Linked DNA regions of Homo sapiens: region 2 is linked to region 1. Evidence: read pairs that join two places in POLR2A ChIA-PET (ENCODE). Cell type or tissue: B cell. All regions are shown on one strand. Links, peaks and the distances in the headings refer to the core of each region. The heading gives the core; the rest is flanking DNA. Region 1 overlaps ZEB2 (zinc finger E-box binding homeobox 2). Region 2 has its middle 39 kb from the start of QTMAN.

Region 1 (5,388 bases), core at 62-5,061:
GGAATGGCTGCTGTCACCATGATCTCTCAAGCATTTTGTTACTTATTTGTGGGATGTGTGAATAACATGGAAAAATTGCTATGTCATCTGAAGACCTCAAATGATGAGTCCTGAACAGTACAAACTGTTTTTTTTTTTTTAAATACATTTTCAAGAAAGCTTGCTTTCGTTCAGGACAAGAATGCACAACAACCTTGAATAACTTTGTTTTTAACCTTCCCTTATCTCAGGCAGCCTGACAGTTTTGGTGGGGAGCGAAAAGTGAAAGGAATCTGTGAGAACAAATACTGTGGTGTTTCATGATTTTAATTAGGTATTGTATTAAAGAGAAAAATATAATGAACACAAGCACATACACATTTTATTTCCCATCTAACATTAACAGTTAAAGAAAACAATCACTATCAAATTACTTTGTTACAGTCCATAATTACAACTCAGGTTACGCTTAACTGTTATTAACAGAATGTACAGTAATATGTTCTGGCATCGTAATATGTTATTGTAGCATTATAATTAATCTTACAGGAAGTATAATAAATTTACAGTATCAGATTGAAGCAATACTGCATATAGATTTATTAATGCTTTTAATCAGTTCTGGCAAAATTAATTTTGCACTGATTGCTTACATTGGAATTTGCATATACTTAGTGAAAGTAATTTATTTTTTATGGATTCCTTTTTATTAAAATAGGGCATATGGCCCTTTAGCTAAAAAACTTTGTGGATTCTTTAGCTAAAAACATTTCTAAACATTTTGAAATGCCATATATCTTCCCTTTAAGATAATTCTTTCTCTTAAGATTTATTTTTAAATTATATTCTTTAAAATACTTTTTTAACTCTTATTTCAATGATCTATTTTTTGAAACTGTAATATTTATTTCCCTATTGTCATTAGCCTACTTTTCCCCAAGGATCTAAGTTTGAATAAAAACACAGGCCTTGAAAAATATCTACATTGATAAGGGACTGCATTAACATTTCAGAAAGTGTCATGTGAAAATTAAATATCATTGAAAAATAATGAAATTTTACTCTTTGAAAAGTCCAGTAAAAATGGGACAGCACATGAGAATTTTGCCATTATTTCTAAGTGCAACTATGTTACAATACTCCAAAATGCTTTCTGTGCCACGCAATGTATGTGCAGAAAAAAGGCGAGTGCAGATTTTTTAAAAAAACTTAAACTGATATCAGTGTTGTAAGTTCAAAAATAGTATTGAGAAAAATATACCTAAAGTGTCTTTCTATTAAAATATACATGCTTTGTAAGGAAAGGTAAATTATTCACCAAAAAAAATCAAGATGTCTTCATAAAATATATGTTTACTATATCTTAACTTGTCAGGCAATTTGAAATTTTGAATAAACTCATCACTTAAATCTTTATTTTACCTCTTTCAAAAATAGTAAATTAGGTGTTCCTGTAGGTATTGATTAATTTATTTTGCAAAAAATATTTGAAGAATAAGGGAAGAGTGATTTCTTATTCTTATAAGTCTTAACAATAAATATGTTCCTTGGCTTGAAAATTGAGTGAGCCTAACAGTACATAGCTTTCTTTTCCTATGTTAGTGAGTTACATTATGTAAAGCATATTCATGAACTTATATAGATTCTGGGTAGTTCTGATGATATGAAACTAAATTTTTTAAATAATTTAACTGAATATTTTGATATTGCTTGTATCAGGAATTTCTTCACTAAAAGAGCATATATGCAACAGTGTGACCTCTTTGGGCTCAATACAAAAGTGATTTGTACAGTGATTCTGTGATTTTCCACCATAATAAATTGAGAAAGGCAGGTCTTGGTAAAACTTTATAGTCATGTATGAATACCCATATTCAGGTCTTCACCTCCAAGAGACATTCATTTTAATTTATGTCGTTGTTTATCATCAAGGAAGATTTTGAACTTTTGAGAATTGGCCTTTATCTGTCCTAAACCTCTAACATTCCACTGTATCTTAATGAAACGGAGGTTCTGTTCTTTCTGCCCAGGGCTTCTGATAAGTGTTTGCAGACTATGTAAACTTCTGAATAATAACTTTCAGTAAGGCAGGAGTCTTAAACCTCTTAGTATCATTTTGTGCAGTATTATTCTGCTCTGTAAGATAATGTGTTATCAATACTTCATAAGATAACTTTGGCCAGAGAATGAATAAAATTTATAGTCACTTTCAAACTGCTCCCTTTTTTTAGGGTGTGGGTCATAGATCATGCAGCTGTCTGCCAACAGATAATCTTGATGAGTAAAAAGAAGCTAACAGAGAAAAAGGTGGCTTAGTCTAAAACACTTAGGAAGGACTTAAAAAATTATTTCCCAAAGAATTAGGGAGTAAAAAAATTGTAAGTACATTTGTTTACAGTAAAAGAGTGGTCTCTTTGTTTGAGGAATTTTCCTTGCCACCTCAGAAAGTGAAAATTTACTCCTTTTTTTTTTTTTTTTTTAGAAAATTAATGCTGGTGTGATTGTTTAACTTGTGTAACCTGTTCCTTGAGGTAAAATGAGGAAGAAGCATATGATTTGGCCTCTCTTTTCAGTGAAGGAAGGAAGTCCATGGAAATTACTGAACCAAACTAGAGATCTAAAGCAAAAGCCCTTTTGTGACACAGATGAACTCAATAGTGCACTGTGACTATCTGACTTTTGCCACGTCCAGGCTTAGGCCGCCAAGCGGCCAGGGTCAGCAAATTCCACTACCTGAAAATGACAGAAGGCGGCAGGGAAGGGGAATTGAGGCATGGGGAGAAGCAGTTGAAGCATACTAGGGAGGCATGAGGTTCTCTCTCTCTCTCTCTCTCTCTCTCTCTCTCTCTCTCTCTCTCGTGCAGCTAAAGGAAGAGAAGGAAGGAAAAGAGGGTGATCATTGAACGACTTTAGGGGCAAGTCTGGAGTTAGGCGCTGTGGTGTCCAAGCAGAGCCGTGTCTGGTGGCGGCAAACTAGATTGCTCCAAGCATGGAGCGCCCTGCTTGAGGACACTTGTTGTTGGACTGTTTGTTTACATGCAGTTTGGGTGGCAAAAAAAGGGGAAAGTCTGGGTGACATCAGCTGCAAGAAGACTTAACCATATGCCATGTCATCCAACCCCCAATTATTTGAACATTCTGAAGGTTAAGACATCAATCCATCCATTTTTCTTTCTCTTACTCTGAATCGTGACATTATTTTCTCTAGTTCATTGACCTTGTTGGCAATTTACACCACCAATATAAGCCTCAGGATCCTTTTGTAAAATGAGACTTGACACTAAATTAGTCAACTAAAAATTTAAAGGGTAAAGGGTCCCCCCAGCCACCCACTCCTGCCCCTCCCTGTACTAAAGTAGAAAATTTGGACAAGGCACACCATGCGTGTGACTCAATTGTTCTGGCCAAAAAATGGGATGAATAATTTTATTTCATAGATGCTTGGTGATTACTGGACTTTACAAAAGTTAACCACTAGTTAAAAAAAAAAAAAAAAAAAAAAAAAAATATATATATATATATATATATATATATATACTGCTTTTGGGTACTGAGGTTGAACAATTGGTCGGGGATAATTCCATAAAATGGATTTAAGTATTTAACAAATAATGTAAATGTATAGAGCAGGCCTAAAATTTCTCCACTGCCTTTGAGTATACCTTTAGAAGTTTACAAATACATGAGGATAAAGCAGTTTCAATAAAATGATCAATTGTACAAAGTATAGAAATATACCAAGCGTCTCTTAAGTAAATGATTACAACATTTAGAAGTATTCATGAGTTTGACATATGCAAAGCAGCCTATCTCTCATGAGTCTGAGTTCCAGCCTCCCTGAACCTTTGTGCATTTCATAGGCTGGTGAACAGCCCAAACATGTAAATAAATAGCCATTCAAAGTGCAAGCATTTTTAAAAGTTTAAAACTCCACACAAGTTCTTTTACAAAAGAGTCCACCCTTTTATGTACCTTTAAAAACATTTAGCCACTTTATTCTTTTGTGTCTTTGAAGAGAAAAAAAATTAATAAAGTTGTAGGATCCTTTTGAATTTAGAAAATGTTGGCAATGTTGGAAAGAAAGACATTCAGCATTTCAAAGTTCTGGTGGGGAAGGAAAAAAAAGATTCTGAATAAAACAATTTTATGTGATTTTGCAGGTGGTTTGAGCTATCATTTTATATGTACGTTTGTACCACTGCTCATTGGAATGTTCATATAATACTGACCTAATTATGCATAGAAAAAGATAAGCCATTTACTTGATTCATTTCTTCTTTTTAAATCAAGAAAGGAACAAAAAGGCTCCTATTTTCTGAAAGAAATTGTTCGCTTTTATTGCAGAAAAGTAGCAGCTTGTGCAGAGCTAGAACTGTAACAATTTTATATTCCAAAGGTTTTGTGTGTATTCGGTTAGTTACAGTAATTATACCCAATAACTGACAGCCAAAATCACGTAGGAGAAAGCAAAGGCTGTTTTCTCACACAGGCCCTGCTGCAGAACATCTGCTGAGAGATTTGCATATTAATTAACCCATATTAACTCTAATTATTCTGGGAAATTATCAAATAAATTGAATTTTCTAATTTTAACCTTTCTTTTACTTGACGCGTGTCGAGGCTGAGAGGACGCACCAGGCCGTCTCACCTGGGCAATGAGCAAAAGATCTTTTCTACCCCTTTTGCTCCTTTAGACCTGGGGCAGCCTGGGGAGCTTTTGTGTGCCTTGTGCTTTTTTGGCTTCTGTGCCTGGTAGGGTCTCCATGCATTTGTTGAGAGAGGGAACATGTGTGCTTGTGAGCACAGATGGTGGATTTATACAGGGGTGAGGAAAGGTGGTACCTCAGAACAGTTGAGCAAACCTTAAGTTTTTTTTTTTTTTTTTTTTTCTTCCTCCCAGCCTGTTGTTTAGGCCTGAGCAAATAAATGGGAGTTTAATTCAATTAGAGCCTGGCTGTAGTCAGTGCCTCATGACAGAAATTATTCAATATTTTTCCCCTCACATTGTTTGGTTTACACATCACTGACTCCCTTCCTTTTGTACTCTGTTTAGAGTGGCCATAATGTGTTGAGCTTTTGTGTCTGCCATGTCACTGTCCCTTTCACCGTTGTCTGGTTTTGTCAATTGTGAGGTGCAATGATGCTGTTTTGAAAACAGGGTCCTAGTCAGGGTGTTGCTATGTGAGTAGGGTGGCTGCAGTTTTAAACATACTACACAGTAAATAATGTCATTAGCCCAATAGACCTGAATCTACTGCTAAGCCTTAAGAGAAATCCTTTGGGTAGGGAAGTGAACTTTACATGCCTTTCTCAGGTATTAGATGTAGCTTAAAACTGAGATTTCAAAGATAAATCTGGTCAGGGCAGTATGAAGAATTGGACTCCATTGCATGATCCCCTTTCAGGCAT
Region 2 (5,388 bases), core at 213-5,212, 70 kb after region 1:
CTTTTTTCTCCAGCTGTTGTGACAGTACCTGGTAAATTTTATCAGCCTCCTTTGTCACAGAGCATGAAGTTTACAGATCCCAAAGGCCCTAGCTGGGTTGATGGAGAACTTTGCAGTTCCTCTGGGTCAGTATCACAAGCTTCACTTCTCACTGTACAGGATTGAGTGTGCACTGAACACAGGCTTTCCTTGGAAGCTGCTTTTCTCCACTCTTGCAAAATTGGTAAGATGGACTGGTACTCTCGTGATTTTGCTTTTTTCTCATAATGCCAAGTACACCAAAACCAGAACATTTAAACCGAGGATTCTGGTATAGTTTCCTTGTCAATCAAATGAGAGGTTGTAAAGGATTCTTAGATTCCTTCCCAAAAAGTCCATGATACGGGGCAGATTCTGTTTAAGAGCACTTTCTTTGTTTAACACAAAAGAAGTTCTTAGAGTTGTGAAGTAAGAGCCTAGGCTTTCTAGTGAAAAGACCTGGTTGGAGTCCCAGCTCTGTCCCTCCCTAGCTGTATGACCTTGGCTAAGTTACATCCTTAAACCTCAATTTACTTATCTTTAAAATAGGAGCAATATCAATAACTATTTCCCAAGATGGTTGTGAGAATCAAATGAGACAATATATGGCAAATAGTTTGCAAATAGCCAGCATCCCAGGCACTTGTTATGGGGCAAAAGTATTGAGAGTTCATTTATTTCATTGATTCTCCTCTGACTTCCTCCCACAGTTGTCCTTTCTTTCTTCCCTTTTGGGTTTGAGGGAAGCTGCCCTTTGATAACCTACTCCTATAGTTAGGTCCACAGAGAGTTCTCTAAAAGGAACACAATCATTTCAGTACATAGAAATTTTCCAGCATGTAATTTTTCGGGGGCCAGGACAGTCTCAATTTTCATCCTCAAAGAGACCCTTTGTTTCCTGGTGGGCGTTAGCCTAGGATTGCTCAAAGGGGAAGGAATGCTTGACAATTATCAGTCCAAGGAAGAGCCTCAGAGCATGAGAAATGAGGAGGTTGTTCTGCGTGATTCTAGGTATGTGGTTGCTGTACCACTCTAAGCAGATAATCCAGAGTGATAATGAAGTAGTCACAGGGTGAAGCTTCGTATGGGAGGCAGCCGAGGCAGGGCTCACAAATTGAACCTTCCGTTAGCCTTTTTGCATATTTTAAAGAGAGACTTTTAAATCGTGAGATAGCCTTGCCTGGCAGATTCATCGGCCCATATGGGGACCTGTTACGTAACTCGGGAGGCTCAGGAGGGGAAGCTGCTAGAGATGAAAGCTGAAGATCCAAATAGCAGGAAAAGGTTTTTAGTTTATGATTACTGTTTTCCTTCAGCTAATTTTAATTCTGATGAACACAAGGTTTTCTTTAGTACTTTTTGTTCCTCAAATCTTTTTTTTTTTCAGCTGTATTGTTCAGCCAAATATTTCTGAAGCCTCTGTGAAAACAACACTATGATAGCTCATGTAAACAAGTTTCCATGAAAATTGGCTTGAAAAATATATGTAGATGGCAACCTGAAAGACCATTCCCACTGTAAAAATGAAAAGATTTGATTGATTAACAGATAGATAGAAAGAATATTAAGGTTTACAGTTAATCAAAATGGATTAGAATTATGTTAACTCTTACCTTCCTGTTTACTTACTTTTTATTCCTCTAATAACCTAATAGGTGGTATGTCTTGATATATTTTTATACTCTAATGGCAGGATACATCTCCAGTCAAACTTTTTAAAAAGGTCATTTGTAAACAAATAATTACTGATTACCAGTAAATGCCAGTCATTGTGCTAGACAACAGGAATAGATGTGGAATAATATGTGGAAGTCCATATGCAAACAGATTATTACAGGAGGAGCAGAGAGGAAGCAGCCTTGAGTTGCTCTATGAGATCTCTGCCTAGGGGACCTAGGGCAGCTTTCAGAGAAAAGGGGTTATTTGAAGAAGAATCATGGGAGTTTATTTATCAGGTTGAAAACAGAGAGCAATGCTCAAAGGCGTGGAAACGTGAGGAGTGGGGCATGCTAAGAAAATGATGAGCTCACGAGATTCCTTGACTTTTAGCTATAAACGCCTTTGAAGGGGACCAAAAATTGACTTTATATTTAAACTATAAAATAAAAAATCCATACTATGATAAATTAAATTATATCTACACTCATCAGTATTAATTACTTATTTCTCACAATTGTTAATTAAGAACTCAGAGCAAATAGCAATATTAGGCATGACCTATGTTGCTAATGTACAGCCTCCTTGCATCATAGGGGGAAGAGGAAAGAAAACCACTTGAGTCGCCCTCTGCCCAATATAGGTAAATATGGCTGGAATGTAACCATACACGAGGCAAGTGCCTGATTGATAGGTCATTGCCACTTGGACTTTGACCTTTCACCTAAAAAAAACACCTTCTAGTGACATCCAGATGTAAATGCTTGACCATTAGCAAGCAGTTAAGACTGAATCCTTATTTCCCATAAGCTATGTATAAATGGGAAACTTATGAGGATATTTCATCTCATTATTGCAAACAACATGAAAGAAATTTGAGGAAATAATTTAAGCAATTTAATAAAGTTTTTATTCTATCTCCCATTCCTGAAAGTGGTATTTCAAAGTTAGCCTTTCTAACAGGAAATAGAATAGCTTGACAAAAGAAACCACAACTTTATCTAAACAGGCAGCATATTTGTGTGGTGTGGAGTGATACATATGTTCACTGCCCTTTACTGGTTAAACTGTATTTCATTATCGTCTCCTTATTTCCACTTCTAATTCTGGCAGAACTATTTCCTATAAACGGGTCAGCTCTCTAGCTGTTTTGAACATAAGCATTCTTTTAAAATGCCTGATCCCAACTTTATTAAGCAGTGTTTTCCCTCATTCTTAATTTTAGCCCCTCAGGCACACACTTAACAGGTCTTCTGCCATAAATGGGGAGAAAAATAAATTTATTACCAATTCCAATTGCATCATGTATAAGGATATTTATGCCATCTGTGGTTTAACAAAATAACTGCTTCGATTAGAAATATCTATTTTATATTATCGTAGTGTAATGATCCTGTAGAGTTGATCATTATAACATTGTATGAGACTACAGAATGAACACATCCTCCCAAATCAACATTATTTTTTAATCTAATTCATTTTATTAAAAGGTGCTATAATTGGTCAATGTAAAGAATGGATATTTGCATGTTCTTTCATATTACCTTATTTGGTTTTAGTTTAACCTTTACCGGAGTGTAATCTTCTCTGTATTGGCTTAGATCTGTTGAGGCTCCGTAGGTGTCATAGTGTTCCAGAGTGCTGAATCGCATGATGTGGATACTGAACAATTTTAGATAATGGACACCAGTGAAAGTGGCATTAGCCAGGAAACTATATCCAGATGCCTTTGGCAAAGTCCAAAGTCAAAGATAAAGCAATGCATTGTCCTCAGCTGCTTCTTCTCCTTCCTCTTCTTCTCTTTCCCCCTTCTCCTCCTTTGTTTTCTTTTCCTTTTCTTCAATATGGACTAAAGATGGACCAATTACTCTTTCAGGGTACTATTCTTTTCATCTGAAAACTTCAGCTAGGAAAAAGTACCATCAGGATACCTTTATATGATAAGGAAGTCCCCAGTACAGAAGGTTTTGAGAAAACCAGGCTTTGTATGCTTTGTTCTTAAGAAACCAACATCACCAGGACACAATGAGTAAGAGCTACTCTCCATCTCAAAGTTCTGTGTTCTCAAATTTAAGAATGTACCTGGCAGGAATATCCTGAGGGCTTAGGAATGTAAAGAATTATCTTACATTCTAAGACTGGATTAACATGTAACATCCAGCTTAGTTACTTCCTTAAAAAATAAAAAGCTATCCTTATTTTTAAAATAATTTTTTTCAATTTTCCTTCTCCTTCCAAATAAAGGTATAAATACTATTTCAGATTTTCTTTTAGATATAATTTGAGGCAGTAAAGATATACTAAAGTTATTAGAGGTGTCAGAGAATCAGTGTTTTGATGAAAGAGTGAGTTTAAAGTCAAGGTTAAAGAGTGTTCCTTTCAGATCCCTCTTAGAGCCAGACCTTTAGACCAAGGCCTAAAGTTAAAACAGAGAAAGGAGAGAAAGAGAGAGAGAGAGAGAGGGAGAGAGAGAGAGAGAGGGAGAGAGAGAGAGAGAGAGAGTTCAATTTCTTTAATTTTAACAGGGGTGGGTGCAGAGGTGTATAAATGGGCAGATACAGCACAGTGGGGCCACAGGATCCAACAGAGCTTGCAGGTGATCTATTCTCTGTGGGACTCAGATGCCTCAGTTGAGAACTGCAGCTAGTGAAGAACCAAGCTAGTGAAGAGGTCACTGGTCTGGAATCAGTGGTCTAGATCAGAGCTCTCAGATGACAAGAGAAGCCTAGGCCTCTTCCATTATATTAAAATTTGGACAAAATATGCCAAAACAGGATTTATACAAATTTTAATATTTTAAAATTGTTTATAAACTAATGTTTGTAACACTCACATATATAAAATGACTATATTATGATCTCATTTAGTTAAACGTGTGAAAGGTCTAAATTTAAGGAAGCAAAAGAATGATAAGCTCTGGCCAATCATGATTCACTCCCTGGAGTGGGATCCATCCCATTTTAACCATATGGCTGGGAATAGGGGTGAGATATTTTCTGGGAAAAATTAGGTTACTGTGAGGAGAAGTGGGGATAGACACTGAGGAGGCAATTACAGATTCATATGATTATACTTACGGTAGAACTATTTTGCTCCTTTCAAGAAAGAAACATTAAAAAATATAATATCCCAGCCTCCAGAAATAGCAGCTACAACCTGAGAAGATGTTCTTTCCAAAAATGTGAAGCCAGGAGTAGATTTATGGTATCTAATGATTCTCCACATTTGTGTGTGTGTGTGTGTCAGGACACCCATGTTGCACAGGATAACTATGTAGAAGGCATTTACCATACCCTAGTAAGTTAGGTTACAGGTCATATGAAATTGCTGGCATTTCTTTCGCACCCAAGGCTTTGCTTTATACTGGAAGGCAAGTGAGTCAAAGTGAGGATTTCCACCCCCTCCTTTATAAACTAAAAATAGTATTGTCAAACTCCAATATTTAACTCTTATAGATAATGGATACCTTTTGCTCTGGTTCATAATTGATTGAAACACATCAAGATGCTTCTCCACAGTGGTGAAGAACTGCTGCTCTAGAGTCAAGCTTCTCTAGGCCTGAGCAGGTTGTGGTATACTAGGATGTTTTTTGCTGGGTCACAGAACTTCAAGAATTGGTTAGGAGTTCTCTTAAGAGTAAAAATATCCCAAACTGAAAAGAAATTCTCCCTAAAACATGGAGAAAAGAGCATAGGTTTTAGAGTCACAAGGACA

What was found. ChIA-PET counts read pairs that join two places held together with the same protein. Peaks named below come from ENCODE experiments on the same cell type or tissue, not always from the same donor. Only the 100,000 strongest peaks of a DNase experiment are listed, where the experiment ranks them.
Region 2: POLR2A ChIA-PET joins it to region 1 with 5 read pairs; 2 of 35 experiments call an interaction of 5 or more read pairs at or near these places.

Annotation. Positions count from the first base shown.
Region 1 is chr2:144,438,614-144,444,001 of GRCh38, reverse strand. All of the region lies in intron 2 of ZEB2 (zinc finger E-box binding homeobox 2), which reads left to right. Among named protein-coding and RNA genes, the nearest start is that of ZEB2-AS1, 78 kb to the left of the region's middle. In B cell, for the core only: no CTCF peak of the experiment used is centred there; no DNase peak of the experiment used is centred there; H3K27ac peaks cover 913 bases.
Region 2 is chr2:144,368,400-144,373,787 of GRCh38, reverse strand. No RefSeq gene overlaps it. Among named protein-coding and RNA genes, the nearest start is that of QTMAN, 39 kb to the right of the region's middle. In B cell, for the core only: no CTCF peak of the experiment used is centred there; no DNase peak of the experiment used is centred there.